Regions from separate parts of the Homo sapiens genome. Here region 1 is linked to region 2. Evidence: read pairs that join two places in POLR2A ChIA-PET (ENCODE). Cell type or tissue: OCI-LY7. All regions are shown on one strand. Links, peaks and the distances in the headings refer to the core of each region. The heading gives the core; the rest is flanking DNA.

Evidence for each region. Peaks named below come from ENCODE experiments on the same cell type or tissue, not always from the same donor. Only the 100,000 strongest peaks of a DNase experiment are listed, where the experiment ranks them.
Region 1: POLR2A ChIA-PET joins it to region 2 with 5 read pairs; 1 of 35 experiments calls an interaction of 5 or more read pairs at or near these places.

Annotation. Positions count from the first base shown.
Region 1 is chr3:47,174,849-47,177,653 of GRCh38, forward strand. The region is part of intron 2 of KIF9-AS1 (KIF9 antisense RNA 1); the gene reads left to right. Among named protein-coding and RNA genes, the nearest start is that of KIF9-AS1, 12 kb to the left of the region's middle. RefSeq lists an enhancer at 902-961. In OCI-LY7, for the core only: no CTCF peak of the experiment used is centred there; a DNase peak (open chromatin) is centred at 973; H3K4me3 peaks cover 1,706 bases; H3K27ac peaks cover 2,440 bases.
Region 2 is chr3:46,952,053-46,954,857 of GRCh38, forward strand. All of the region lies in intron 1 of CCDC12 (coiled-coil domain containing 12), which reads right to left. Among named protein-coding and RNA genes, the nearest start is that of CCDC12, 23 kb to the right of the region's middle. In OCI-LY7, for the core only: no CTCF peak of the experiment used is centred there; a DNase peak (open chromatin) is centred at 1,529; H3K4me3 peaks cover 1,747 bases; H3K27ac peaks cover 2,500 bases.

The DNA of each region.
Region 1 (2,805 bases), core at 24-2,523, 220 kb after region 2:
CAGGCCAGAGCGAGTCTCATGGTTCACTGTAACCTCCGCCTCCTGGGATCAAGGAATCCCACCTCGGCCTCCTGAGTAGCTGGGACTATAGGCACAAGCCACCACGCCTAGCTAGTTTTTGTTTTGTTTTGTTTGATTTGGTTGGTTGTTTTTTTCTTTTTGTTTTTGTTTTTGTAGAGATGGCGTTTTGCCATGTTGCCCAGGGTGGTATCAAACTCCTAGGCTCGAGTGATCCACCCACTTCAGCTTCCCAAAAGGCTAGGATTGTAATCACATCTGTAGGCATGAGCCACCACGCCTGATAAATCTAACAATACATTAAACGTAAAATACCAGGCCAGGTGCAGTGGCTCACACCTGTAATCCCAGCAGTTTGGGAGGCCAAGGCGGGTGGATCACCTGAGATCAGGAGTTCAAGACCAGCCTGACCAACATGGTGAAACCCCATCTCTACTAAAAATACAAAAATTAGCTGGGCATGGTGGCACACGCCTGTGGTCCCAGCTACTCGGGAGGCTGAGGTGGGAGAAGGGACTAGCCTTGTCTCAGATGAGTCTTTGGACTTCTGAGTTAATGCTGGAATAAGTTAAGACTCTGAGGGACTATTGGGAACACATAATTGTATTTTGCAATGTGAGAGGGACATGAGATTTAGTGGGGCCATGGGTGGAATGATATGATTTGGGTCTGTGTCCCCACTAAATCTCATGTCGAATCCCCAGTGTTAGAAGTGGGGCCTGGTAGGAGGTGATTAGATTATGGGGATGGTTTCTCATGAATTGCTTAGTACCATGCCCCCTTGTGAGTTCTCACAACATCTGGTTGTTTAAAAGTGTGTAGCACCTCCCCACCCTCTCTCTTGGTCTAGCTCCTGCCATATAAAATGCCGGCTCCTGCTTTGCCTTTCACCATGAGTAAAAGCCTCCTGAGACCTTCTCAGAAACAGATGCTGCCATCCTTCCTGTACAGCCTGCAGTACCGTGAGCAAAATAAGCCTCTTTTGTCTATAAATTACCTAGTCTCAGGTATTTATTTATAGCAATGTAAGAAAGAACTAATACAAGTGGTTTCACTTCTTATAGCCTAAAACTACCTAGCATGCCTTTGAAATTGCAACTGCTTTCTATTTCTTATAATTCAGACTTGTCTTTTCATTTGTGACCAATTCCTGTTATTTCAAAACCAAAGAGTGCATGAGGGTGAATTATATTACCCTGAAGAGATGAGACAATGACTCTGTCTGAACCATTCAGCTGGTCTAGGTGACTAGAGACTGCAGAGATGTCAGGACTGTTGCCTAGGACACAAAGCAGACTTACAGGGCATTCCTCACTGAAAGAACATTTTAGGGACACTTACTTATCCAGAAAGGCATAAATAAGGAACTGGTAACCCTGATAACTTGAGAACCCTACTGCTACCTGGTGATTAGAGGCAGTCTGAGACACATAAGAGAGTGGTTCAGGCCAGGAGTGGTGGTTCACACCTGTAATCCCAGCACTTTGGGAGGCCAAGGTGGGTGGATTGCTTGAGATCAGGAGTTTGAGACCAGCCTGGCCAGCATGGCGAAACCCCCCTCTACTAAAAATACCGAAGTTAGCCAGGTGTGGTGGCACATGCCTGTGATCCCAGCTACTTGGGAGGCTGAGGCACGAGAATCACTTGAACCCGGGAGGTGGAGTTTGCAATGATCCAAGATCATGCCACTGGACTCCAGCCAGAGCAACACAGTGACACTCTGTCTCAAAAATATATATATATATTTTGGGACCTGGACAGGTGACCATGGTGAGACCTTTGAAGACATATGTATGTCCATAGCATGCATATGTCTTTGAACTGTGTATCTTGAAGTAATGTTATGTTAAATTATGTAATAGATAATCATAAAGTGTCTGAGTCATTTCTAAGTAAGTTAAAATGCTGAGATATCAATTTAATCTTTTAGTTTTTTGTTGTTGACTTTAGACATCTAGAAATATAAAGCATAATCAATTTAAGAATAAAAAATACGGCCTGGGTACAGTGGCTCATGCCTATAATCCCAGCACTTTGGGAGGCCGATGCGGGCAGATCGCTTGAGTCCAGGAGACCAGCTCGGTAACATGGAGAAACCCTGTCTCTACAAAAAATATAAAAAATTAGCCAGGTGTAATGGCAGGTGGGTGTGGTAGTATGCGCCTATAGCCCCAGCTACTAGGGAAGCTGAGGTCAGATGATCACTTGAGCCTGGGAGGTGTAGGTTGCAGTGAGCCAAGATTGTGTCACTGCCCTCCAGCCTGGGCAACAGAGTGAGACCCTGTCTCAAAAAGCAAAAACTATGCAAATAAGGACAATTATTAACAAAACAATCTGAAATCCGTATCTGAAAAGTGTTTCTGGCCAGGCGTGGCTCACGCCTGTGATCCCAACATTTTGGGAGGCCGAGGTGAGTGGATCACTTGACACCAGGAGTTGAAGACCAGCCTGGCCAACATGGTGAAACCCTGTCTCTACTCAAAATACAAAAATTAGCCAGGTGTGGTGGTGCATGCCTGTAATCCCAGCTACTTCTTAGGAGGCTAAGGCAGGATAATCGCTTGAACCCGGGAGGCAGAGGCTGCAGTGAGCCGAGACTGTGCCACTGCACTCCAGCCTGGGTGACAGAGCGAGACCCTGTCACAAAAAAAAAAAAAAAAAAAAAAAGTGTTTCTAAAGGTAACCAGGCCAGGCACAGTGGCTTGCCTAGGCCTACCAGCTGCAGGGCAGGTTACAGCTAGTGGCCCAAGCTCTGGGATAAAATATTAATCAATATTAATGATACTT
Region 2 (2,805 bases), core at 289-2,788:
ATGATAACCATCCCAGACATATGATTCTACCTTTATTTCCCCACATGAGATTTTGTTTGACATCTGTCTTCCTTCCTAGACTGGAAGCTCTCAGAGGCCTCTCCATCACTGCTCACAGCACCTGGCACTAAGAGCAGCTGGACCAATAGTAAAGGAACCACCTGGGGAGGCAGAAGGCACATGCTAACTTCCCATGTTACAGGAACTTCTGTTGTGTGAGCCTTCCAACAGCACCCACGTATTCGGTTATCACTAGCCTTGTTGCACAGATGCAAGAACTGAGGCTGGACCAGGTCTGTGCATGTCATACCTAATACTCTTTCCATTGGGTAGAGCACAAGTTTTGGGAAATAAACAGAAGCCCAGCTCCCCGCTGCCACATCCTCAGTTCTTTCTACCACACATGCTGCTTGTTTATCCTTTAGTTGTCTGTTCTATCCTCTTTTCCAACAACTATCTGCACCTCTGCTTCTCTCCTGCAAAATGAAGACAAAAATCCCAACCCTGCCCACTTCTTGGGAGTGTGGTTTTAACTAGGTTCCATAAAATTGGAAGATTTTCCATTAGAAGGTGAGCCCTGGGCAGTGCCGAACCCAAATGTCACTCTTCTCTGTTCTGCATGTCTTACAACACTGTCAATTCTTTGGTAATAACAGTATGCCAGGCAACTGATTATTCCATTAATTAAACAGTAGTACTGATATTATCAAAAATAATCAATAATTAATCACTATGAAAATCTAATAAGGTCAGCACTCCTTTCTCCTACCACAGATGAGAAAAATGGAAGCCCAGGACAATTAAGTAACCCATCCAGAGTCACACAGCTAGAGGTTGCCAGGACGCAAATGGCAGGGCAGGCTTCAAGCATAGGCTGATTCCCTCTAGAACCCCTGCCCTTTGCTCTTGTCCCACTCCTGTCCCTACCTTTCACATGCAAATGGTTTCAAGTGTGTCTAGGGTGCCTCCATCTGTCATCACATGAGAGTTGACAGCTCTTTCTGGTGTCATTTCAGAGAGATACAATCAAACCCATCGAGAGCCCCAAATATTGTCATTTCTTGGCCAAGAACTCCAGTCCCAAAAGACATCACAAGGAAATAAAAGAGCAATGCATGCAGAGGTGTTTAGAGCTGTGTTTCTCACAGTAGGGAGAAGTGGAACTATGCAGTGAGCCCAACACCGTAGGGCACAGTTATGCAGGCCAGCATTCACATGATGGGCCAGGGGAGGCATTAAAATAGCGAGGCAGCACTATGCAACAGACAAACACACAAACGCCAGGGGTAAGAGTCCTATATTACATACTCATGATTGCAACCATGGCAATACCATACATACAAATGGCCAAAGACTTCACAGACTCGCACTCAACCGTGGGTAGTATTTTTTCCATCTTCCTTAATTCTGCTGTCAAAATGACTTAATAATAAAAGTAACCAGAGGAACCTAGCTGACTATGGCTCACTATCTTGACTCATACCCTAAACAGATTCTCTTGACCCTCACCTGGCTAAATGGGGAAGCAGGAAACCATGGCTGGCACTCAGGCCTGACACAGCCTTGTCAATGCCTAATGACTTTTCTCAAGCTTGGAAAAAAAAAAAAAAAAAAGTCCAGCTTTGCTGGTGCAGAAGAGGACAGGTTGAGCCTGCACACACCAGCGTCCCTCTGCAGCCTGGGACTCTAACCACAGTAGCAAATGCAGCAGCCAATTGTAGACTAAGCCCTCTTAAATCAGGATAGACATCTCCATTACTGGGGGGCTAAAAATGTCGGTTAAGAAACTAACTGGTGATGAGCAATGAAGTCACCTCCCCACCCTCTCACCCTACCCCACCATTTCCCTTTTCTTGGAGGGGAAAAAAGCCTCCTTCACCACAAAGCAGAATTCACAACCACTAGGACTTCCTCACCATTCTAAGCTCACGAGGGGAGCAGCAGTGAGCAAATCACAAAAGCAAATGATAAGGTCCATGCAGATTGGAAGACCCCTCCCCTGGTGGGAGACAGCTTCGTGTGGCACCCAGAAACCCCTTCCCCATTGCCTCACAGTGGACAGTCAGAGGAATCAGGCACAGGGGGCCCACCTGGTCAGTTCCAGGGACTGGAACAACCACCCAGACTCTCTGGTCCTGAGGACATGTGGCTGCTACCTGACCATCCCCAGATCTGTAAGGCCTGTAGAACAAAAGAAGGTGACCTTTCTCCACAAACTCTGGCTGGTAGATAGGATCCTTAGGCTGAGCCCAGGAGGGAAGAGGAGGAGAAAGCCCAACCACTATGTGTTCACTTTCGCTGGATCCAACAGAGACAGCAAGCAAGGACCTGAAAACCTCAGTGGGTGGCCCCTGTAAATGATACCCTTTCGCCTCCCACACACACCCTAGTCCCATGGCCCTGTTTACATCAATTCTGGATCCCCTAAAACAGTTTCCTTGATAGCTGCCAACGGCCCTCACTCAAACCTGGCACCAGATGCATCAACCTCTATAGCATCTATGTGACCTTTCATGTGGGTAGATTTGTTCTTAAAATGGGGTGGGTCAAGGGAATAAGAGCTACCATTTATTAAAAGAACAGGTATTTCCACCGGGCACGGTGGCTCACGCCTGGTAATCCCAGCACTCTGGGAGGCCGAGGCGGGCAGATCACAAGGTTAGGAGTTCAAGACCAGCCTGGCCAACATGGTGAAACCCCATCTCTACTAAAAATACAAAAATTAGCTGGGCATGGTGGCGGGCACCTGTAGTCCCAGCTACTCAGGAGGCTGAGCAGGAGAATCGCTTGAAACCAGAAGGAGGA